Linked DNA regions of Homo sapiens: all the other regions are linked to region 1. A link is a loop called in an ENCODE intact Hi-C map of the cell type or tissue named here. Cell type or tissue: B cell. All regions are shown on one strand. Links, peaks and the distances in the headings refer to the core of each region. The heading gives the core; the rest is flanking DNA.

What was found. Hi-C counts contacts between places; a loop is a spot of excess contacts. Peaks named below come from ENCODE experiments on the same cell type or tissue, not always from the same donor. Only the 100,000 strongest peaks of a DNase experiment are listed, where the experiment ranks them.
Region 2: a loop joins it to region 1, with 9 times the contacts of the local background. A loop is called at or near these places in 6 of 110 quality-filtered maps.
Region 3: a loop joins it to region 1, with 3 times the contacts of the local background. A loop is called at or near these places in 5 of 110 quality-filtered maps.

What each region holds. Positions count from the first base shown.
Region 1 is chrX:42,940,642-42,948,904 of GRCh38, forward strand. LOC105373188 (a long non-coding RNA gene) reads left to right here. Exons shown (of 5, transcript XR_949037.3): 4 at 738-822; 5 at 3,899-4,415. Among named protein-coding and RNA genes, the nearest start is that of PPP1R2C, 170 kb to the left of the region's middle. RefSeq lists a silencer at 3,867-3,926 and an enhancer at 7,853-8,263. In B cell, for the core only: no CTCF peak of the experiment used is centred there; DNase peaks (open chromatin) are centred at 2,760 and 3,020; H3K4me3 peaks cover 1,098 bases; H3K27ac peaks cover 2,500 bases.
Region 2 is chrX:41,794,077-41,802,339 of GRCh38, forward strand. The region is part of intron 2 of CASK (calcium/calmodulin dependent serine protein kinase); the gene reads right to left. Among named protein-coding and RNA genes, the nearest start is that of GPR82, 74 kb to the left of the region's middle. In B cell, for the core only: a CTCF peak has its summit at 4,171 (motif pointing right); a DNase peak (open chromatin) is centred at 4,215; H3K27ac peaks cover 841 bases.
Region 3 is chrX:42,985,743-42,994,005 of GRCh38, forward strand. No RefSeq gene overlaps it. Among named protein-coding and RNA genes, the nearest start is that of PINCR, 190 kb to the right of the region's middle. In B cell, for the core only: no CTCF peak of the experiment used is centred there; DNase peaks (open chromatin) are centred at 3,229 and 4,239; H3K27ac peaks cover 976 bases.

The DNA of each region.
Region 1 (8,263 bases), core at 1,902-4,401:
AGCAACTCAGAAGTGCCATCCACACTTAAGGCCTCAGGGTCGTATGAATTCCTGTAATGCCTCCAAAATGTGGTACTGGTTTTTATTTATTATTTTCATAGTTAGAAGCAGTTCTAGTGGCTTTCATTTGGCCTTTTCTTCCATAATAGCCTTCTCTATATATGTCACAGAACCAATGTGGTTATTGTGCCAGTTACTGAGCATGTCTATTCCAGGTATATATATTTTAAATGGAGAAATAGACCCTTGATGGGTATGGATACCCACTGGGACCACTTTGGGATAGAACTGAGCTGAAATTCCATCACCTGACCTTTTACCTCCATAAGTGCGTACTCTAAGTGTGTGGACATCAGTGACATTTTGGGTCTTCAGGAATTAGTGTCAATTCAGAGCCAGCATCTAGTAATTCCCCCAAAGACTGATTATTTCCCCTTCCCAAATGTATAATCACCTAGGTAAATAGTAAAAGTCTGCAAGTAACTCTGGGGAAGGCTAGTAGGAAGACTAATAGAATAAATTTGTGGCAGTGTATTAGGCTCTTTCCTCAAGTGGGCCCGATCTCCCCTTTGTTCAATCAATTTTAGGTTGGTGAACTGGCTCAAATCTGGGAATTGACTCAAGGGTTATCATATTTTAGGGATTCAAGTAAGGCTTCCGTTCACTAAGGCTAGATCTGTTCTGCTTATATAGATCAAGTAAGAATTTAGTAAACTGTCCATCTATTTTTTTTTTAGAGGCACTGTGATCAACCAGCCAACACTAAAGATTTCTGGGAGCCAGACTCTTCTAATCACTGCTTTGACTCTGCTGGCAATTATGGTAACTATACTAATCTTGTCTTAGGCAATTTGTATTAGTTTCTTAGGTTTGCCATAATAAAGTACCACAAACTGGGTGGCTTAAAACTATAGAAATTTATTCTCCCACATTATGGAGGCTAGAAGGCTGAAATCAAGGTGTTAGCAAGGTTGGTTCTTTCTGAGGCTCTGAAAGGGAATCTATTCCATACCTCTCTTCTAGCTTCTGATGAGTGCTGGCAATCCTTGGCATTCCTTGGCTTGCAACTGCTTTGCTCCAACCTCTGCCTTCGTCATGACACAGCATTCTTCCTGTGCATCTCTATGTCTAAATTTCCCTCTTATGAGGACACCAGTCATTAGATTAAAGACCACTTTAATCCATTACAACCTCATCTTAATTTAATTATATCTACACAGATCCTATTTTCAAATAAGGTCACATTCACAAATACTGGGGGCTAGGACTTCAACATATCTTTTTGAGGGAACACAATTCAATTTACAAAGGCAATTAAGTGCTGCCACTGCCACTTGGCCTTTGTCGTCTCAAGAGTCTATCATTGTTATTACATTTAGGGATCCTAGTTTATGGTAGCAGTTCCCATGATAATTTCTGGTCTATAATGAATAGTCAGCACAAAGCTCATCAAGGATGCTGGAGCTCCCCTTACAGATTTATTTCTCATAGCCAGGGTAAAGGGTGTGTTCTGAGAGCCCTCTCAAGGTGAATGAGTAGGTCTTATATGATAAAGACACTCCAACATTCAAATGTTTCTAAGCCTTTAGATATCTTCCTCTACAGTATACCCCAAAAGTTCTGGCATATTTTGATTTCATTTATTGTAGGTCACTTTTGGGTCCATGTTTCAGCCAACCAACCAAGTAAACTGTCAAGCCCCTCAACCTGAAACACTGAATCTAGAATATTTGCTTAGTTGGCCCTGTTATGGACTGCATTGTTGCCTCCTCCCCAAAATGTGTATGTTGAAACCCTAACCCCCAATGTGACTATATTTGGAGATGGGGATAATTAAGTAAAATGAGGTCATAAGGGTGAGGCCTTAATTCCATAGGGCTGATGTCCTTATAAGAAAAGGAAGAGACATCAGCGCTGTCTCTCTCTCTCTCCACGTGAATGCCCAGAGGAAAGACCATGTGAAGGTACAGTAAGAAGGTAGCCATCTGCAAGCTGGAAAGTGCCCTCCACAGAAACTAAGCCTGTTGGCACCTTGATCTTGAACTTCAATCCTCCAAAATTGTAAGAAAATAATTTTTTTGTTATTTAAGCCACCCTGCCCATGGTATTTTGTTATGGCACGCCAAGCTGATGAATACAGGCCCATATCAACTAATTCTGCCCAATCCAACTTCATTTTCCTTTCACTTTGACTCCATATCTTTAAAATTGATTCCTATGCATATCCCCCAGGTTTCTGACTATATAAAGTGATAAAACTGTACAATGCTTTTGGTATGCATAGCAGCTCCTCATGGGTTACACTTTGTACTTTACCCCTCTGAGCCCGCTGGGACTTCAGGTAAGTTATAGGTTTAGAAGCAAAGAGAGGTGGTGGGGGTAGGTCTTAAAGAGGATCAGCAGTGCCTTACCAGTCAACTACCTCAGGAAAGGCAGGCAAAGGAGGGCCAATCTTCTCAAGACAGGAGTAGAAAGGCTGCTTCTACTGGCAAAAAAGGCTCAGCAGAACTCAGGGGTTAGAGTCCCCAGCTTTGTGAGAATCTGCCCATAGGATCCCATTCCAGCTTTATATTCATACAGAGGCTACAAGGCTGAGAAATCACTTTGCATCATTCAGCCACTGGCAGGGCGGAGACTCTGAATTTTGGTTTTCAGGGCCCTGTGGCTATGGAAGGAAGATAAGAATTTCTTTCAGGGCAAACAGAAGCTTTCAGTTTCTTTATGTGGACTTTGAGCTGATAATTCAAATTCCCGAGCCTATCCTTTCCCTACTTTCTCCCACGCAGTTAGGAGCAAACAGCCAACCTCATTGTACTCCTTGGTTTGACTAAAATGTGCTAAGGCATCAAATACATGGTCACCCAGAACCTTGTCTTCTGTAAGTGTTTGATTAGGAGTAACTGTAAGGGATAATTGGAAGGATGGCCGAGAAAGGAATGAGGCCAATAGACCCAAGTTCAGGCAAGCTGATTTATTGTCAGTCCTGCCAGGCCACCTCTTGACAAAAGCAGAGGAGGCAGCCCCACTTACAGGCTATAGCAAGGTTTTATAGGGTGTAGAACTGGGTCAAGGTGAAGGAAAAAGAAAAGAGACGGGGCGGGGGGGGGGTCCTTTGTGCCAGGTGTCTGACCACTTCCTGGAGATGTTTTTCTTGCCAGTTCTGTTGTGCAAGGTAGATGTCTTAACCACATCCTGGAGCAGCTGGCCTCTGGTCAAACAGTTACAGGAGGGTTTGGGGTAGGGTGTTTTGCTTTTGGCCTTTGGGGCTTAGATCTATGGGAGGGGGAAACAGTCCAGTTGGGTGGACCCTAACAGTAACCAGTGGGGATATTTTGTGTATCTCTATTGCCACATCATGCCATTGACTACCAGTGCCCTTCTTACTGCTAGAAGTAGACTCATTAGTGCTTTTAAATTTAATCATATTAGAGAAGACTCAAAACCAAGTCAGAGAATTCATACTTAAGATTCTATCCCCCTGGAACCACTCTTGGTATTAAAATCTGTATCAGTTAGCATTTAATCAGAGAAGCAAAAACTAGTATCTATCTAGATCTCTATATTTATATCAGATATTCTGCAGAGTGGCATTATTGACTTTTGGGCTGGATAATTCTTTGTTGGGGTGTGAGGGTGGGGGACAGTCCTGTGAATTGTGGGTTTATCTATGGCCTCTACTCACTATATGCCAGTAGCACAACTCTCTACCCTCCACCAAGTTGTAACAACCAAAAACGTATGCAGACACTGCCAAATGTTCCCTGAGGGTGAAAATTGCCTCCAGCTGAGAACTACTGGTATCTCTATATTATCTATATTTTTATTTATAGCTATATGTATCTCTTCCTCTATCTGAGAGAGAAATTGGTTATACGGAATTGGCCTTATGCAATTGTAGGAGCTGGCTAAGCAGTCTCTGTATGGCTGTTTTCTCACACATGATGCTGAGGCTTCAAGATCACAGGGATGGCAGTCAGAAAAGGAAAAACACAAGCAGGCTGGAACCAACAAGCTTAAGCTGGAACTCCGTGGAGAAGGACTAAAACCTGTGTTCATTCTTGTTGCCTCTAACCTTGGTAATGAGGGTATCCAGCAGAAGTGGGGCCCTTTGTCACAAAGTGAAACACACACCCCTGGTCTAGGAGTCTGAGAAGCTGAAAGAATATCAGCGGCAGGTAGAGCAGCCACAGAATCAGATGCTGCTTCACACCAGTAGGGTGAATCTACAGATCAGCAACAATATGTGTGAGCCACAAAATGGCCACTGCTTCTCTTTCAGCCTCTAAATGTCTCAAGAATCTTCCCTATGTCTTACCTCAACTCAAAACAAACAAGAGAAAAAATTCTGGGAAATGCAATTCAGCCTAGACAAGGTGACATATGAGAAAGCCATTACAAGATAGTTTGCTCAAAGTAGGATCCAAATTATGTCCATACTCAAATGAAAATATTATCCAAGCTGGGAGAATGTGTGGTTCCAAAGACTGACTACAAAATAAATTATGAGCTTAAATGGATTAAAATCATATTAAATATGTAGAAACTTCAAAACTCCACAAATCCAAAGTATGTCATGTACGGATAGAAATTTTTTCTTCACTGATGAGATAGAAAAAGAATTTGTCTGGCACAATGTATGACCCTTTGTCTATTCAAAAATGATCACAGCTAATGCAAAACATTTAACAGAAAGATAAATTTAATGTTAACAAGCACATTTGATAATTGTCCCAGGAAAGATTATAGGTAACTGGATGGAAGTATTTTTCAAGTAATCTAGGATAGTCAACATTTTAAATGCACCACAGAGACATTTATCTCAGCAATTCAGCAAAGCAGCATCAACTCTTGAGCCAGAATAAAAGCTTTCAGCTTCTCTTTTGAGAAGATTCTGAGCATTTACTTCATTTATAGTAAGGCTCTCTCAAATTTTTCTCTAAGATTTCCCAGAACCTTTCTGAGGCTTCATGCAATTTATATAAGTCACTTAACAAGCACTTGTTGAGCTGTTACCATGTGTCTGGCACTCTTCTAGGTGCTCTCTATAGACAAAGAATAAAATAGACAATCTATTCTCAAGAAACAAGCCTTCAGTGAATCAATAAACAAATATATATACACACATATAGTTGTGACAAGTGTTAGGAGGAAAAATATGACTGGGCAAAAGGATGGAGAGTTATACAGAGGAATGCTCATGCCTTTTTATATCAAGTATTCAGGTCTTTATACTTTATATCAAGTATTTACTTCAAGATACTTTATATCAAGTATTCAAAGTCCACTAAAGATTATCTGTAAGTAGAGATTTGAATCAAATGACGAAGTAAGTGAGTGAGGATTTCTAGAGGGGAAATCCTAGCATTCTAGGAGAGGGAATCATAAATGCAAAGGCCCAGAAGATGGGAGCTGTTAGCATGTTAGAGGTCCAGCAAGGAGTACCTGGAGTAGAAGGAGCCAGGGAAAGAGAGTTGGGAGGTGAAGTCAAGAGAGATCCAGGGGCCAGACTCAGAGACCATGGTTAAGATTTTCTTCTGAGAGACAAGAGAAGCCACTGGAGGATTTTGAGCAGAGTGGCAAGATGTGAGTTTTGTTTTTAAAGGATCTTTCTGTTTGCTTTCTGGCAAGTTGACATTAAGGGGACAATGGTGGAAACAGGGAGACCAGTGAGGAGGCTATTGCAATAATTCACTATACTAGGGTGGTAGTGATGAAATAAGGTGGGATAGTCAGATTCTGGAATTCTGGGTATATTTTAAAATAGAGATTATGGGATTTGCTTATAGATGCTATGTGGGATGTAAGAGAAAGGGGTCAAATAAATGTAATTATGTTTAAAAACTTCGTATTTAACTTCTCTCTTCCTTTTCTTCAACAGAGTTATCATTTCTCTCTCTCCAAACACTCAGCACCCTACCACTTGCCTCTAGCTGTCTAAAACTCTTACCATTCCCCCTACCCCTATAATGAGACATCCAACCCAACTCTACAACTTCTATTTGTCTATTTTTGCTATAAAAATCCTCCCTTTCTGCCTGTTCCTTATTCAATGCTCACCCCATCACTCCATTCAAAGCCTTTATGCTCTGAGACTAACTTTTTTCGCTCACATCTTAAACAGAAAGTATCTGATGTGAGTAATTCAGATTCGGGTAGAAATGACTAATAATTTAAATTAAAATAGTTTACTTTTCAGGGAGGTATTTTAAAAAGCTTTGAAATCACCCAAAGAAGCCCTTTTCTTGTAAACACGCCTAAGTTCTATGATCACCTACAAATTACACTTACCCTTTTCTTGTGGTAAACACTCCATGAGTTCTATGATCACCTGCAAATTACACTTAGTTGCTGACTGCCCCCCATCCATGCAGGCCTTATGCTGACATTATCGAGGCTCACGCTTTATCGGAAAAGGAAACTACAGGAAATGAATCATGAATCATTATTTTTAAAGAGCAACTCCATCACAGCTTGCTTATCATTATTAATAAATGAAGAAAAGAGCTAAACATGTGAACTTACATCACAAGAAGAAAGATTGAAGTCTCTTAACATACCCGGACAGACTTGTCATAAACTATTGCCTGCTCTGTGGACCCAGCAGACTTTGTCCCAGGCCATTGAATGTTCTGAGCCCATTGAATTCCCCTAAGAATCATTTACTACTCCCCCTAAAATCATCCATGTTTCCCTATCTCCCTTTCCACTAAGAAGAAGGGTAAATAAGCATCTCTACCCAATTGTGTGGTGGGGTAATCTCTCTGTGATTTTTCCCTTCGTGCACATGAATACATTTGTATGCCTTTTCTCTTACTAATCTGCCTTTTCAGTGGGGCTTCAGAAGGTGAATGGGAAGTTTTCCCTTGGTCCCTACAAGGTCTTAGTTACCTGGCCAAACCTAGCAGCAAAAGTTGGGAAATTTTTAGCCAACTTTAGAGAAGAAATGCTAAGTGAATATTATTTTGTTATCAAGGTAGCCCTGATGAAGTAGCTGGGAAAGTTCTTTTACTTACTGTTTTTCTTCAGCCCTTATTTATAGGTACAGCCACTTAAAAAAAACAGATGAGCCCCATGATGGAGTCAGAGCTTCCTGACCCCTGACCAGATACCAGAGGGAGATAAGACCCTGAAACCAACCCAAACTGGAAGAGATAACCCCAGTGGCCTTTAGATCATTAACATATCATCATAATGCTAAAATTCCCACTACAGAAAGAAAATTTCTGCCATTTTATGTACATGGGTTGTACGAAGATGTGTGTTTATGAGTTAAGTCTGCACATGTGTAGTCCCACCCTACACATGCTAACCTTCCTTCTTGCTCCTTGGACCCAGCCCTTAAAAACTCCATGTCTTCTATTGGTCGGGGAGAAAGGGTCTTTAGAGTGTAAGCTTACTCCTTCTTCATTTCTGGAAAGAAATAAAACCTGCTTGCCTTTTGTTCCAATTGGGTGTTCTTTCTCTGTGACCAATACAAAGTAGGGAAAAAAACTCAATTTGCCAGTGACAATACGAGCAACTAGCAATTTGAGCAAGTATAGCCAGCTTATTTTCCCTGTACCATTCCATTTGAGATAATGTGCGCTTCTAAGGATATATGCTTTTATTGTCATGATGGAACTGAAGTGGATGAAAGTGCCTCTAGCTGCTCTGTATCTAGTTATTCAGTGGATCCCCAAATCCGGTTATAAAACCTATAAGATTTTATTTGTTCATATTTCCCAAATGAAAAAAAGATTTAGTTTTATTTTCTTTTTGTCTCCTCAAACAAACAAACAAAAGCTAAGCTAGATTTGACACAAAAGTATCTAGGTTCTTCTCCCCATCGCACCCCCAACCCCCAAGAAACTTACGCTGAAAAGAGAGAATAATAGAGATTAAATGTCAGCTGTGTCAATCTATAATTCAAAGTGATAAAATGAAAAGAGACCCCCAATATCACCCTGGCTCAGGTGATATAGCAGGGTAAGTGGCAAACCCTTATCTAGGCATCTATTCCAAGACAGGCTACTGTGAGGTGATTTCAAAATTGCTGGCTCTAAACAGAGACAAAGATCTTAGGGGCTTTGTTCACATGTTTTACCTCTTTCTTCATTTATTAATAATGATAAGCAAGCTGTGATGGAGTTGCTCTTTAAAAATAATGATTCATGATTCATTTCCTGTAGTTTCCTTTTCTGATAAAGCGTGAGCCTCGATAATGTCAGCATAAGGCCTGCGTGGATGGGGGGCAGTCGGCAACTAAGTGTAATTTGCAGGTGAT
Region 2 (8,263 bases), core at 3,037-5,536, 1.1 Mb before region 1:
ATGTTTCACTACTAGCTCTATACATTTTGTTGTCTTTTTTCACACACACAAACAGAAATCCAAGCACCTTCTAATTTCTTTGAATTCTTGCCCATTGAAAAAAAATTCCTATGGCCCCAAATATCATCATCAGGTGAATAAAGAAAGGAAGCAGCATACCATTAATTCAGTGTTTGACTGATGTGAAAATTTTCTTAAATAGGCAAATGTGTATTAATTAGAAATCAATCTTAGCTGCATTAAGCATTTACAAATTAATGGGGTTTTGTTAATATATTTCCCAAAGAGTTTTCAGTTCTGATAAGTGTAACAAATTTGTATATGACAAAAATAGAAATACAATGCTCTAAGTTTGTCTAAAAGGTGCAATTGCTCTGTTGCTTTTCATTTTGGGAAATGTAAACCAAAGGGGGGAAGATCAGGGCATTTGACTATTAGAAAAACCAGACACCTATTTCAACATGGTATTCCTTACTTTATACAAGAAAATTAGAGAAATATCAGTTTATAACTCAATTACTTTTCAATATTAAAGTCTTAAAAATCATACATGTTAGAGCCCGAAGGAACTTTGTGGGATGACAGAATGCATACATTTGTCAAAACTCACTGAAGTGTACAATTAGATGGGTACATTTTATTGTGCATACACGTTCTTCAATAAAATTTAAAAAGCAAACGAGAAGTTACTGAAATAAAATGGGAATTCAACTAATATGTCAAAGAAAAAAAATGTTCTTCACATACCTGTGCTTTATACTTTCATAATTGTGTTATCTATAATTTACTTTCTATATTTATTAACTGATAGCTGAGGAGCTCAACAAGGACACGTTGACAGGATAGATTTCCTTACCACCCATTTCTCCCCCAAATCTTCTTCCAGGATGGGGCCAGCCCAGGAAATACTGACAGCAGGGCCAAAACTTTTCCCAGAAAGCAATTTGTGGTCTGTTTCAATATGTAAAAAATGAATGAGGTAAAAATTCTGTACGGCATAGTGAAATGATTATCTGAGGTTTTTTTTTCTTTTAATAATATGGGTTTCCCCATCCAGCTACAGAATCCTTTTGTCAACAAAGTCTCATAAAAATAGTATAAAACAAATTTATCGTAAAGAAATAACTACCAATATGTGATACTTATTTGAAAAAGGACCAAGAAAAATGAGTTAATTGTTTTGATAAATACTTTGAAATCACAGATACTGACAGCCCTCCTTGATTTTTCCCTGAATAGCTCTTTTGCCATTTCATCAAATTTGGAATGGGCAAAGCATAAGTTTCCTTAAAAACTGACTTAGAGACGAGGCACGGTAGCTCGTGCCTGTAATTCTACTAGCACTTTGGGAGGCTGAGGCAGGTGGATCGCTTCAGCCCAGGAGTTTGGGACCAGATTGGGCAACATGGTGAAACCCTGTTCCTACAAAAAATACAAAAATTAGCTGGGTGCGGTGACGTGTGCCTGTAGTCCCAGCTACTCAGGAGGCTGGGGTGGGAGGATCACCTGAGCCCGAGAGGTGGAGGTTGCAGTCAGCCAAGATCATGCCACTGCACTCCAGCCTGGGAGACAGAGTGAGATCCTGTCTAAAAATAAACAAATAAATAAATAAAAATAAAAAATAAAATAAAACTGACTTAGAAGCAAAGGCATCTAGTATCTGATTCACACACAGTTGAGTGTAACTGCAGCAAGGCAGGATGCTCAGAGCCAGTGAAAACAAACAGATGGAAGGAAGGCGGGGCCTTAACTCCTCTTCACTTAGGAATCATTTGTCATTTAGCATTGATGACACAATATTATGGGAAAGAAATACAGTAAATACCTTATTTAAGTCATTCTAGATAATGGTTTATTTCATATAAGTGACTTTTCTGGACAGGGTACCAACCTGTCCTGGTTTGCCTGGAACTTTCTCAGTTGTGGCACCGAGGATCTTTCCAGGTTGAAAGTCCTGGGTTCTGAGAACCCACCCTCATTCCCAGGCAAACCAAGATGACTGGTCACCCTACTTCCACAGATCTGGCATCTATCCTTTTAAGCACTAACACATTCTGCTGGCAGGCAGTTATGATATAATAGATAGGGCAATAGACTTGTAGTCAAAAGACCTGTCTTTCCTGTCTTCATCACTTAGTAGCTGCATAACCTTAGAACATCTGTTTCCTCATTTGTAAAATAGAAAGAGTAAGATAACAACTCCTATACAGGGTTGTAGTTAGGCCTGGATGATTAATAAAGTATGTGAGAGTGCACATGCACAATAAGTTTTGTTTTCTTTTCCTTTCATCATTTTTGGTGGAAATCATTCTATGTTTAACAAATGTCAATCAAACCGAGTTTGACACCAAGAAGGCAGCAATGTGAACATCTATTAGTAAACCACACTGCTATATATAGTGTAGTTCTATGCCTACTTTAACTTTGCAGTTTTTCATCTACAGTTTTTTGGGAAATCACATATTTCGTAAAAAACCTCAAGATGACCATAGGGTTATTTGGGAAAAAAACTAGACACACTCAAAATGTTTAATAATAAGGACACTAGTTAAGAAAAGTAAAACAGAACCCATGTAGCTGTATGTGTGTGGCCTACTGATTACCAAAATTATTAATCTTCCAGACAGCCCTTGGAGTCATCTTCACACCATCTACCACTTCTCCTCTACTTCCTATATGCAGCTGCCAAAACCTGTCCATTCTATTTCTGCAACACCTGTCAAAACTATCTTTCCCTTACTGCGGTTACCCTAGTTTCAGCCCTCAACAATTCTTGACTGGATCACAGCAAAGATCTTTAAATGGGTTTCTTTGCCTCTAGTTTCTTCTCTTTAGACTCATTAAAGTGTCATCATAGTTTTACTCTAAAACAGATATTATATTATTCCAAAACCTTCACTGAGCTCCATTCCATACAGCAAGACATTATAATCCCTAAGCATGGCTTTGAAAGCCTTCCAAAAAATCTTTTAAGTCCAACAACTTAACTAGGGTTCACAGACCTATTTAACAGTATAACTGGAAATAGAAGCTAGCTCTCCGGCTTCTTAGTCAAACAATTTAGCTCTTGTTTTTTTTTTTTGAAGTCACACATTTATACATTCCTTTCCAGTAGCTTCTTCCTTCAGCCTCCCTGACCCCAATCCTGAACCACCCGCAGCTTGTGCACCGGCCCCCTGCTCTCTGTCCCCTGACAAATGTTGTTCCCTCTGTATGATACTCCACGTGCTTCCTTCTCTGCCTGGTAAACCCCTACTTGTTCATCAAGATCCCACTTAGACGTTGCCTCAAAGTTCTCTTTAACAATCTCCCAAGCTGAGGGAGGCATACCCTGCTGCAATCTAGCAACCGCCTCCATAGATGCCTCAAGATCTTGGCATTTACCAAATCATTCCACTGCTGGTGATTTCCATTCCTGCCAATCCTGCTAGAAGGCAACATCAAGCATACAGGACCCATTTACCCAACTTAGACTCAACATCTATTATACATCTCCTGTCTCACATCAAAGTGTATGTATCACTGAATCAGAGAATGTTAGAAACAGAAGTGACAGCAAGACAGTCATCATCACATGCTCCTCTCTATCCTCAAATTTTACTCAGAAGGAAAATGAGGCCCTAGTAAGACATGCCCGAAGTCACACAGATATTTCATAGCAGAACTGGAAGATGAACCCAGGTCTCAGATTCCCAATCTAGCAATCTTTCTGTTACCCCATAGGCTGTGTGGAAGAGGATACTAAAAATGCCAAAACTTCAAGGAAATCTACTCCAGGTGGCATATCACAATGATTAAAGACTTCTCAGAGAATGACCAAGAAATGCCATCTACTTGCAGATAACTGGGTATGAATGTTAAAATGGAAAACTTCAAGGTACTACTACTACTGAATGCACTTGTTTTAAACAAAAGTAATATATGCCTAACTTTTTATGTCACTGGATGGTTTATATACTATATTATTTAATATTATAAATTACACGTCCCCAAAAAAGTTTCACTTGGAAAGAATATTTAAGATTGTAAGTTTTAACAATTTCTTAAATCCATTTATGTATGTGGATATTGTCTTTGGTTAATTATTCAGGGGTAATTTTATTAGGTTAAATGATCACAATTCCAAAAGCAGCATGTTTATGCAAAGAGCCTATCTAATTTTCTTCCACTAGAGGGAACTAAAGATCATATTATAGCTAGCTGGGCACCCAGCGTTTCACCAAGGTCTCTGGCTTTAGACAATATTATTGGTCTCAATAATAAAATACAAAGATGAGATGATTATTTGCCTTTAATGTGTCTAACAACAATAACCATCAGCTAACATTTACTGAGTACTTACTATGAGTCAGGCTCTATTTTAGATGTGTTGACCCATTTAACCTCGCAATAATTCTAAGGGGCAGATGATGCTCATGTTATATATGAATAGACAGAGAGCAGTTAAGTAACTCATTCACAGAACTAATAAGCTGCGGCCAGGGGCGGTGGCTCACGCCTGTAATCCCAGCACTTTGGGAGGCCAAGGCAGGTGGATCACCTGAGGTCAGGAATCTGAGACTAGCCTGGACAACATGGTGAAACCCCGTCTCCACTAATAATATAAAAATCAGCTGGGTGTGGTAGCACATGCCTGTAATCCCAGCTACTTGGGAGGCTGAGGCAGAAGAATTGCTTGAACCTGGGAGGCAGAGGGTGCAGTGAGCTGAGATCATGCCACTGCACTCCAGCCTAGGTGACAGAGCAAGACTGTCTCAAAAATAAAAATAAAAAGAACTAACAAGCTGCAAAGCAAAGATTGGAACCCAGGTAGAACCAATAAGCTGCAAAGCAAAGACTGGAACCTAGGTAGTCTGGCCCCAGAACCTATGCTCTTAATAACTCTGCTATATTGCTTCTTAGGTCTACAATGACTCAATTCTGAAGATGAACTTTATAGGTTAGCTATTTCTCTGAATTAATTCTAAAAATGGAAATACAAAGTCTTGATTAAAATAAAGCTCAATCAAGCAAATTTCCGTAATAAAATCATACCTTTCAAAAAAATCTTAGGTTTCAATTTCAATTCAATTTTCAATTTCAATTCAGTTTTCAATCTTAGTCCTTTCAATTTAAGTCACTTGATTATATTTGTGTAAAACTAGTTTTCTATTAAGACAGAATCATTAAAAACACAATGACAGCCAGGTGCAGTGGCTCACGCCTGTAATCCCAGCACTTTGGGAGGCTGAGGTGGGCAGATCACTTGAGGCCAGGAGTTCAAAACCACCCTGGCCAACATGGTAAAACCCTGTCTCTACTAAAAGTATAAAAATTAGCTGGGTGTGGTGGCGTGCGCCTGTAATCCCAGCTACTCAGGAGGCTGAGGCAGGGGACTCGCTTGAACCCGGGAGGCAGTGAGCCGGTTGCAGTGAGCTGAGATCACACCACTGCACTCCAGCCTGGGAGACAGAGCAAGACTCTGTCTCAGAAAAAACCCAGAAAACCCCCACAATGACTAGGTGGGACTTCTGGAATGGCTGTATAAAGGAGCTCAGGGATATCTCTCCCCTGGAGAGACATATATTTAGCTGGTCAAAAATCACAATCATTCAAAGTCCCTGGAGACTGATCAAAGGGCTTACAACAAATAGAGAAGCATTTATTCAATAGAATCTACAGAAATTCGATAAGAACAATAAGAGGCTGTAGCATTCGAGATAGGGACCACACAGGGACTGCACCTGTCCCCCCACAGCTCTGTTTTGCCAAAGAACTGTTTTAAGGAGTTCAGCAGCTAAGGGCAGATCCGCCCCTTGAGATGGAAGAGCTACTCGGGGTGGATTTGGCAGCTAGTAAACATTGGCAGATCCCATTTTCCACGGCTCCATGCTGTGGAAGGCCTATATAGAGCAAGCGGCAGAAGCTGATGGCAGCAGCCATTTCTCTCCCCTGAACTCCAGCTAAAAACAGAGGAATCAGGTGAGGAAGCTGGTAAACAGTGTAGTCCCCCCTGCCCACACAGCTCTGTGTTGTCAAGAGAGCTACAGAGATGTGTTTGGCAGCTGAGTGGCAGCTCCCATCTCCTTCAACTTCCTAGGGTGAAAGAACTATTCTGAGTACTTTCAGCACCTGGTGAACACTGACAGATATCATACTCCCTGGTTTTGAGCTGTGGAAGATCCACACTGAGTAGCAGCAGAGGCAAAAGGAGGCACAGTTCATACCTCCTCCTTCCCGGCAACACAAAAACCCTGCTTCAGAGGGAGGATCTGGGTGGAACAGCCAATGAGGAGTGAGTTCCCCATTTTCCCCAGCTCCTACTCTATAGTGCAGAGATTCTGCTCAGGGAAGGGTATAGCAAGTCTCAAAGACTAGAAAAACTTGTCCCTGACAAGGGACTCAATGTTATTTTATTTTTATTTATTTTTATTTTTTCTTTTCTTTTCTTTTATTATTATTATACTTTAAGTTTTAGGGTACATGTGCACAATGTGCAGGTTAGTTACATATGTATACATGTGCCATGCTGGTGTGCTGCACCCATTAACTCGTCATTTAGCATTAGGTATATCTCCTAATGCTATCCCTCCCCCCTTCCCCCACCCCACAACAGTCCCCAGAGTGTGATGTTCCCCTTCCTGTGTCCATGTGTTCTCACTGTTCAATTCCCACCTATGAGTGAGAACATGCGGTGTTTGGTTTTTTGTCCTTGCGATAGTTTACTGAGAATGATGATTTCCAATTTCATCCATGAAGGGACCCAATTTTAATTGGATCAGACTATGGAGCAATTTATACCACAAGGCATTGTCAAAAAGAAGGGAGCAATCAGCTATCGATTGGTTAAGTTTAACACCAATAGAGGTAGCAGAGAAATGCATGGATAAGGACCACACCTGTCCTGAAGAGGGACATCAGAGGTTGCACTGAACTAGTCCAGCAAGTAACTAAAAAAGAATAACCCTGGAGTGGAGGAAGGTGTCAGTATCCACAGTTGCTATAACAAAGTGTTAGGAGACATGCAAAATGCAGAAAAGTGTGACCTTTACAAAGGAGGGGAAAAAAAAGCAGAAAATAGAAACTGCCTTTGAGGGAGCCCAGATGTTGGAATTAGCAGAAAAGACTTCAAAGCAGCTATTATAAATACTCTCAGCTGGTGACTAAGAGCAGCAGGAATACTTAAGCAGGCTAATTCCTGTGAGATATGGGTCTCTGATGGTCAACTTTGGCTCAAGGACTCCCAATACGCCTTGCCAAAACATCCTTGAAACTGCACCTTGGTCAAATAATTTCCCCACCCAATCCTCCTCTTTTTCTTCCCTTTTTCCTCCAACGGGGTCAGACCTGCATGACCTGTGATGGCTGTCCCAGCCTCCTCCAGCTCCCTACCATTCATTTTCACTCTCAATAAATTTCTTGCACATCAAATCCCTTCTTGACATCTTTTTGTAGAACCTGAACACAAGCTTTCTGTAGAACCTGAACACAAGCTTTCAATAAGGCGAGCCAGTAAGAAGCACGCTGATATGCCTGTCAAAATGTCCCTAAGAAAGGTTTAGCAATAGGAAGCACCAGGTATCTTTGAGGGCAGGGTTGCATGGTGGAGCAGATAACAGGAGGACTGGCTGAACCTTTATAGGTATGCAGTATGACCTTGGATATCTTTGGCCAAGCAAATTATCCTTACCCCACTTTTTGGAGACTTTGGACACCAGACCCCTAGCTCACGTCAAACTGAAGTGCTGTACTCAAACAAGAGGATTAACTGGAAAGTTCCATGTATTAAACATGTTAAAATAAAGACCCTCAGCCTTTATCTCTCAGAACCACTGCAGTCAGACTTAAATGCCCCTACGTACCCTTTCTCCCCCTAATACACATACCCTTAGCCCAAGGCAGAAGATCAGAAGATTCTTCTGTCAAACTGACCTGCTTAAGAACAAAAGATCTACAGATAACGGATATCCATAAGGCGCTCAAAAAATGGCCTAGTCTTTGTCTGATCACTGATAATGAATTTACCCATATACAGAGTGTTCCCAGGCACCTATTTAACACTTCCCTCTTAATATTTTTCTGAGGAAACTGTTCCCTGTATAAGGCAAAGAAAATTTCAAAAATATACTACTTTGAGATAGATAAGAATATGAAACCTATGAAGACAAGAGTATGAAACTATATAATAGTTTAAAAGAAAAACATTCAGAAAAAAGTCCTTGAAAATAAAAAATGAGAGCTAAACCACGAGACTCAAACAGAAGGGTTAGAAGATCAAGTTGAA
Region 3 (8,263 bases), core at 3,037-5,536, 46 kb after region 1:
AAGCCTCCCAGGTAATCTCTCAGTATTTCCCTCAGAAGAATAGATTGAAAGTCTGTCTAGGCATGGTGACAACTTCCATTCTCTTCTCCTCTTTAATGGTTAATCTTTCATGATTATTTAATGAGACTCCTAGGAAGGGGGAAAGACAATTGCATTTCTTTTGGAAAGAAATTTTCCTAGTCAGATAAGGAGATTCCAGCAAGAGTACCTAGTGGTGCCTTGGAAAAATAAGAAGGTCAGAGAGACATGGAGGCAGGGGGAGATCAGAGAGAAAACTTGAGGTTTCTCTTCTTTAGTTCAGCATGTCAAAGCACCATATTTTGGATTATTGTCTTCTGAGCCCCAACATGAGTATGTATTCTTCATGGAAAGAGCCCTCCAGGAATTACTTGCATGAGTGTTTAAGTTGGGCCAATTGGCATGAATAATTTAGAAAGAGGGACTAAGGAACTGTATTGAAATTTTCTTCCATTATTGACCTGGACTGGTGTTGAGAAAAAAAAAAAACTTATAAGTAGAAGCTAAAGGGGATATTTTCTTGAGCATCACCCATTTTATTTCCATTCCAATGTCCCAAAGCATTTGGTTTAGTAATTTCAAGACCTCCATAACTTTGGGGTAGTATTTTAAGCCTTTCAGTGTGCATTGAACATAGTAAAAGTCCAGTGAATCTGAATTTATTTCATGGAAGAAAAAAATAAGAAGGATGAAAGGAAGAAAGTGAGGGACAAACATTTTTCATAAGAGTCCTAGAACAAGCATAGATGAAATGGTGGCAAAGCACTATTTGAAATAAAAATACTTAGAAGTTACTAGGACTGAAGAAAGACATGGGTCTTATCAAAAAGCATTCAAAGTACCAAACAAGATTAATAAAAATAATTTTTCTGGAAACATGTTAGTGAAATGACAGAAATCAAGGATAAAGATGATAACCTTAAGAGAGTAAAGGCAGGACAATTTTTCTGTATAAATGGAATGTACTTTTGCCTGGATGATATTTTAAATCTATGCTTTTAATGTCTCTTCTGCTTTAAGCACATAAGAGTGATGGAAATATATTAAAAAGAGAACATAAGAAGCTACAACTGGGCTTATAGGCAAGATAAGCATTGCAAAAAATAATAATAAGATGTGAAATAGAAACCAGAATTGGGAACAGGGCTGAAGTCACAAGCTGGCTGGACATTAAGGCTGAAAACAGAGATGACCAGGTTTAAAATCTTCATATAAGTAGGCAGCCAGAATCAAGGCCCATCCCTGAGATTATCCCTTCTGAAAAGAGGTTGAAAATTGCCTCTGCCAGTTTCTAACTAGGGCATCAGCTCATAAAACACAGAAGACCCAGGACATTATAGGACATAGAGTTGCCAGATATCCCTGTAACTGAATTAGCCACACTCAGAATAGCACCATGATACAAGTACTGCCAATTGCCAAATTTGACCTAGATGGGGAAACTAGGCAACTTGAGTGCAGCAATAAGAGGAGAGAGACAGCAAGAGGGAAAGAAACAAGTGAAGAGCTTCACTAGGCCTACATTGCTTGGGTGAGCTGTGGCCATCATCCCCATTGCTGTTAATGAGCCAAACTATGTGAGTACTCCTCCTAACATCAGCCCTGGCCCACAGAGGATAGCCACCACGGAACTCCTTAGTAGTGTTGGTGCTCTTCCCAACAGTGCACACCTGATGGCTTTGGTCAATATTGTGTCCTCTGGGCCTTTTCAGGGAATATAAACCTCTGGTAAGTCTTCTGGCTTCACATAACATACATATTCCAGCATGGCCATTTCTCTGACTTTTTAACTTTATTCTTCCATTCTTTGCTAGGAAATCTCAGGCATCTCTACTTTGTTCCACATAGGCTATAACTTGGACTCTTAAGAGTCATACTAGTAGAAACTTTGTTTCATCCCCTGAGAGTTCTTGCCTGGGTATTATTTTCTTTGTCCTAAAAGAATGGGCCCAAGTCAGTGAACTCTTGCTTATCCTATATTATATTCTGGCCCACTTGATCAAGCACCCTCAAAATCTAATTCCATGTACACCCCCTTGGTTCCTGCCAGTAAATACTAGCCAATTCTTGCAGTTCCTATTGGGTGCAGTCATTTTCTTTCCTTGTTACACGCAGCATGACCCCAGCCAGTGTATATTAGAATTTAGCCTTAGTTATCAATCTGGTACACAAAGGAGGAGATGGGAGAAGCTTCTGAGGGGAGCACCTTTTGCCCCACATGAGAGAGGCCCCTGTAGTGCTTTTCACACAGGGGAATTGTTGTCTTTTAACCTATTTATGCCTAGTGTTCCATTATTGGATGCTAAGCATGTGGGAGTTATTTATATCCTACTGCTCAAGGTCATTGCCAAGGTCTGATTGCAAAAATTCCAAAAATTACCAACTCAGGCATAAATGGGTTAATAAGGTGCCTGGGCCACCTATACAGCCTCCTTATGTTTCAGAGAAGTCTGTCTAGCCATAATCCTTGGGAATATACACCCAGAAGTCTTCATCTCACATGTTAGGGTTCTAGACTTTTCTAACTTTTTCTGTGACCTTCGTGTAATAGACTTACTTTGAGCATTGACTTGTCTTTGAAGCTCCTTAATCCTAACTATCAGATCTTGAGATTTTTTTCTCAGCTGGTGTATCTGTAAGCTACCAAAAAGGTCCTCATATTTAGTGTTAATCTATTTTTTAAAATGCCTTTATTTTCTCATTATTCTTCTGTAGGTTTCCCATGCAACTTAATGATAATTATTCAAGCTCATTATCCTAGTATATTTTGCTCACCTCATACCTTTCCAATATTTGTGACATCCCATTGATCAGAGTGTTTCATTTCATCAGAATGCTATTTGCAGTCATTGCCAATTAACGTTTTAGCAATTTTGCCACTATTTTATGCCCAGGATTATCTGTAGTACTCCACATACCACTTGAGATGGGGTTCTCTTTTCTAGCCAAGTAATAAGTTAGTCAATCTCTAAATTTTATCTTAATGCATGCTTTCTTGTACCACTTCTGATAATAAGTTGTGTCAGTTGAGGTCCTTTGATAAGTAGATGCTAAGATAGAATTAGAAGTGCAAGAATTTTATTGCAACTAACACCTTTGAAAGATAAGAGGAAATGAAACAAGTCAACAGGGAAAGCCTTCATGCTGCAATGCATGTCTGACACCTGATAAAGGAGTGGAGCAAGGATATTATGTAGAAAAAAAGTTCAGTCTGAGGAGCATCTCTGAGAAAATCATGGCCAGTGCAACAAGGCACCTCAGTGTAAAGGCTGTTTCTAGAGGAATTCTACCTTAGGTGGTAACGGCTAGGTCCTGGCACTCCTGTTGTGCTTAGTCTGCCACTGGAGCTGCCTGGAGAGAATGTGCCCTTGACTTATACACTGCAGTAAATCTCAAAGGTGCTGCAACAGGTTTTCACTGAATGGAAATCTGAGGGAATCACTTCTATGGCTGCCACACGATTTGAAAATGTAACTTAAAAACAATAATGTTCAAAATAACAAGAAACCTCTAGAAAAAAGTCTAACAAAATATGTGCAAGCAAAGTTATAAAACATAATGAAAGGACATTAAAGAAATACTGATCAAATAGACTATGTTCATGAAGAAAACAAATCAATACAATAGCATGTCAATTCTGACCTCTGAATTTAATAACATTACAATCACAACATTCAACAAAACTTTTCTTGAAACTTACCATGATAATCCTAAAATCCACATGGATTTTTAAAGGTGATTTTAGTGTCCAAAAATAATCAAGTTAATAAAAGAAATAAAACAAGTGCAGAGACTCACACTAGCAAATGTTAAGATTTATTCTAAAGATACAATAACTAATAATGGTGAATTATTGTCACAGAGATTGGCAAATAAACTCAACAAACAGAATAAGGAGGCCATGAACAAACGCATGCCTATGTGGAAGCTTGGTATATGACAGAGTTGTCATTACAAATCAATGGGAAAACACAGACTGATCTATACGTTTTGCTAGGACAACCGGAAATTTAAAAATTCTAGTGAATAAAATTGAGATTTACCCTCCCCCAAACTTCTTTAAAATGTCAGTTAATTTAGACATAATTATAGAACCTAATGGAAGTAAGATAGCCAGACAGAACCAGAACAGATGCTGCATGAATCAGAAGGGCCTTTTTATTTTCCACTTCCCCTAAATTTACAAAGTGTGAACACCTGCCAGACACCTCAGAGCAGAAAATGGCTGAATTCTTACTGGGTTCCTGTCCTGTTATATGCGTGCTTATATCAGTAGTCCAGAGGACTTTCATTAGCAATCTAGTGCTTCTGTTTAGGAAATAGTCTCTCTCTCTCTCTCTCTCTCTCTCTCTCTCTCTCACACACACACACACACACACACACACACACACACGATTGGTCTGCTTTCATAAAATTATAATCAGCAAGATCTAATCCAATCCCTTGTCTAGTGTGAGGAGGAATAATTATAGTCCAGATCAACACCTTTATCTCTATCTTGCTATAAACCTGTCTCTCCATAGACCTCCTCCTAACCCTAGTTTAATATCCTTTTACTTCAATGGACTTGGACACTACATATAATCTAAAGGCCATAATTTCAAATTCTTTCCTCACAGTTATTTATAAAAAATAACAACTAAGTGTGCTGAAAACTTTACAATATAATTAAAAATAAATTCCAAGCGGAATAAAACCCAAAATTTGAAAAAACAAACTAAAATTTCAAAATTACTTATGGGAAAATATGCATGTGACTTTGGGTTTGAGATTTATTAAGCTAGAAACAAAACATCTTCATAAGGCAAAACACTGATACATTTTTACTAAATTAACATTTTTTTTTTTTTATAAATCAGAATACCATTAGATAAGTGGAAAGATTAGAGATAAGGCACAGCTTGGGAGAATATATTTGCAATGCATGCAAATAGCAAAGTATTAGCTTCCAGAATGTATAATTATGCCTACAAATCAATAAATAACACAAATAACTCAATATCTAAATGAGCAAAGAATGTGAACAAGCAGTTAAGAGGAAACTAAAATTGCCGATACATTTTTAAAAATCCTCTACCTTGCTGGAAGTCAGGAAAATGAGAATTTAGAAAACAGTGCTACATCATGTCAGAGTTATCTGGTTAGCAAAAAATAATATTTCACAATATTTGTGGATGAAGATGTAAGGAAACGATAATTTTAGTACACCATCAGTGGGAGCTTAAATTGATAATACTAATTTGGGAAGTAATTTAGCAATGGTTAGAAAAGTTGAAGACGCGTATCCTACAACCCAGTAATTTCACTTCTAATTGTTTTCTAGTAAACACTTATGTCAGGAATTGAATATTTTCATGTTTTTGCACTGTTTGACTTCCTGAGGAGAGAAAATTGACTTGCTAGAGAAAGCCTCCCTAACCTCAGACCCATTGGCTCCTCAAATTCCTAGGGTATTAGATTGAAGCCATCTGCTCCTTTTCAAAAGACAAAACATCTCCCTTGTGCCATGAAAATATCTCAGGGGTTATAAACCTGAGGACAGAGATTTTTGTCTTATCTTCCTCTTGAAGACATTTATTTACATTTCAAAGTCTGGAGACCTTCCCCTTCTTTTGTCCAAGGAGAAATTGTTTATATTAGGGAGATTGCAGTCCCCCTCTGGGGATGGGGTATAATGTCTATATAAGTTCCCAGATTCATATTTTTGCGTTCCTCACCTACAGTACAGGACATGGTATCAGTAGGATGACACCTGGCTCTCATCGCATCACCTTAGAATAAGGAAGATTTGTGCCAAAGGGAAACCAATGAGGTTATTGCTGTAAGTAATCATAATCTACCTTGTTCCAGAAATCTTGAGTTTACTTTTAGGAAAATATGAATACATATAAATATTAAAAATGTATTGGTTTGCACATGTGCACAAGGAGAATGCATGGAAATTTTTTCTAACATTGTTTATAAGAAAAATTGTATAAATATAAAATGCCCATTCAGAGGAGACTTGATAGATTTTCTTAAATTCAGATAATAAATACATACAGCAAGAAAATCAATAGATTTAAGTTCTAAGTATAAATATTAGTAAACCATAAAAATGTAATACTTATTAAAAAAGAAAATTGTGAAACAATATATACAATATGATAAAATTTATTTCAAATTAAAAAAAGGTCAAATGTCTATCAGCTACTGATAATTAAACCAATTGTAGTTCACTTATTCCATGGCATTGTACAGGAGGAAAAATAAATTTCTCTTTATCTGTTCTGGGTTCTTAGCTGGAACCCTGTAACAAAAGACAGATTAACAAGAGAAAAACAAACAGAAGTTTACTGACATGTATACCTCATATATATGTAAACTAAAAGTCCTAAGCCCTCCACCAACTGCACAGACCCTCTCTTGGCCAAAAGGACCCCAAAGAAACCTTAAAAACTGAGTTCCCAGCTGTGATGGGAAGGGAGGTCAGACACGCCTCATTATACACCCTCCCTTTTGGAGTTTAGGCACAACTGACCAGCACTGATGTTAAAACAGAGATCATAAGAATGACAAAAGAGACTCTGTGGCAATAAGATACTAAATTATAAACAAGACCTAAGGCCATATAAGGCAAGGGTTAAGTCACATCTGAAGGCCATCAATCTTGCCACATAACATCCTTAACTTAAAACATTCCTTTCTGTTGACTCAAAGTGTTAGACAGAGCCTTACTCTTTTAACCAAATGCAAATTAAAGAATCTCTGAGTCCACCTATAACCTGTAAGGTCCTGCTTCAAGTTATCCCACCTTTTTGGGCCAAATCAATGTATATCTTCCATATATTGCTTTGTGCCTTTGCCTATACCTGCTGCCTCCCTGAAATGTATAAAACCAAACTATAATCTGACCACGTTGGGTATACTTTATCAGGATTCCTTGAGACTGTTTCCTCAAGCTGTGTTCACTCCTATTGGCTCAGAATAAACCCTTTAAGAGTCTAGCTTTTCCATTAACATATACATAGGAAATATGCAAAGAATTAGTACTTTTCAAAACAGTGGCTTAGAGTTCAGGCTTAAATACCACCTTCTGTTGAAACAAAGAAAGAAGGATATTGGAAGGTGAGGAGGAGTTATGAAGATATGACCAGGAAAAGTGTCCTTATCTCCAAAGACACAGGGAGAACGAGAAGAATCTAAACACACAGGCCTTGCTAAGTTTTCCCCAGCTCATATCCTTTCATCCTATTATAATTCTCTATGACTTTCTACTCTATCAAACCTAGCATTAAAAACACTCAAGTTTGACCACTTCTTTTGATCTTCATTTACTTATGAAGGCTCTTATGTCATGTAAAACCTATATTAAATAAATGGGTATACTTTTCTCTTGTTAATCTGTCTTTATTATAGGAGCCCCAGCCAAGAACTCAGAAAGGTAGAAGGAAAATATATTTTTCCTCCTCTACACTTACCTGGAATAAATTTGAAAATTTATATTCTTTGAGAAAATCAACCATTTTATGCAGAATCACAAATGTATTTGTATGGAGATGAGCAAATTAATGTCATACAATTCTTTTAATTTCCTTGGTATCTGTGGTTATTTCTTGATTATATGTATTTTTTATTTAGAGTATTTGTACTTTCTCCCTTTCTTCCTTGATTAAGTTAATTAATGATTGTTATAGCCATTTCACTGTAACCCACAGGTATTTAGTTCTGCTCTCTTTCCAGGGCATATGGAAGACCATACCTTTCATATGATTAGTTCTAGGCAACAATCAGGTAGCAGTAGGGAGAGGGGCATGTGTCACATCCAGGCTGAGGGTGAAAAGTCCTGAAATCTTCCAGAGTTTCTTCCTTACTTGCAGTGAGCATGGAGGGCATGTGTTGATAGAGCAGAACCCCAAGTCAAAGAAAACTGAGTCGTTGAGTTACTATATGGAAAAAAAAAAAAAGCTGCCTTGGAGAGTCTTTTAACCCACAGTAGACTTTGAGTGCATGAGAAATAAAATTTATGTGATAAGCCACTAACATTTAGGGATTGTTTACAATTAAAGTTGAAGCTCAGTTTATTCTGACTAATACAGTGATGTTATTCCTTTTATTGACATTTCTAAATAATTGGCTCTTTGATTTATTTTTTCAATCTAGCAGATTTGTTTTTACTTAATTTCCTTTCTCCTTACCTTAGATTTAATATGTTCTTTTCCTAACTTACTGAGTTTAATTTATATTTATTTTTCTTGATTATTAT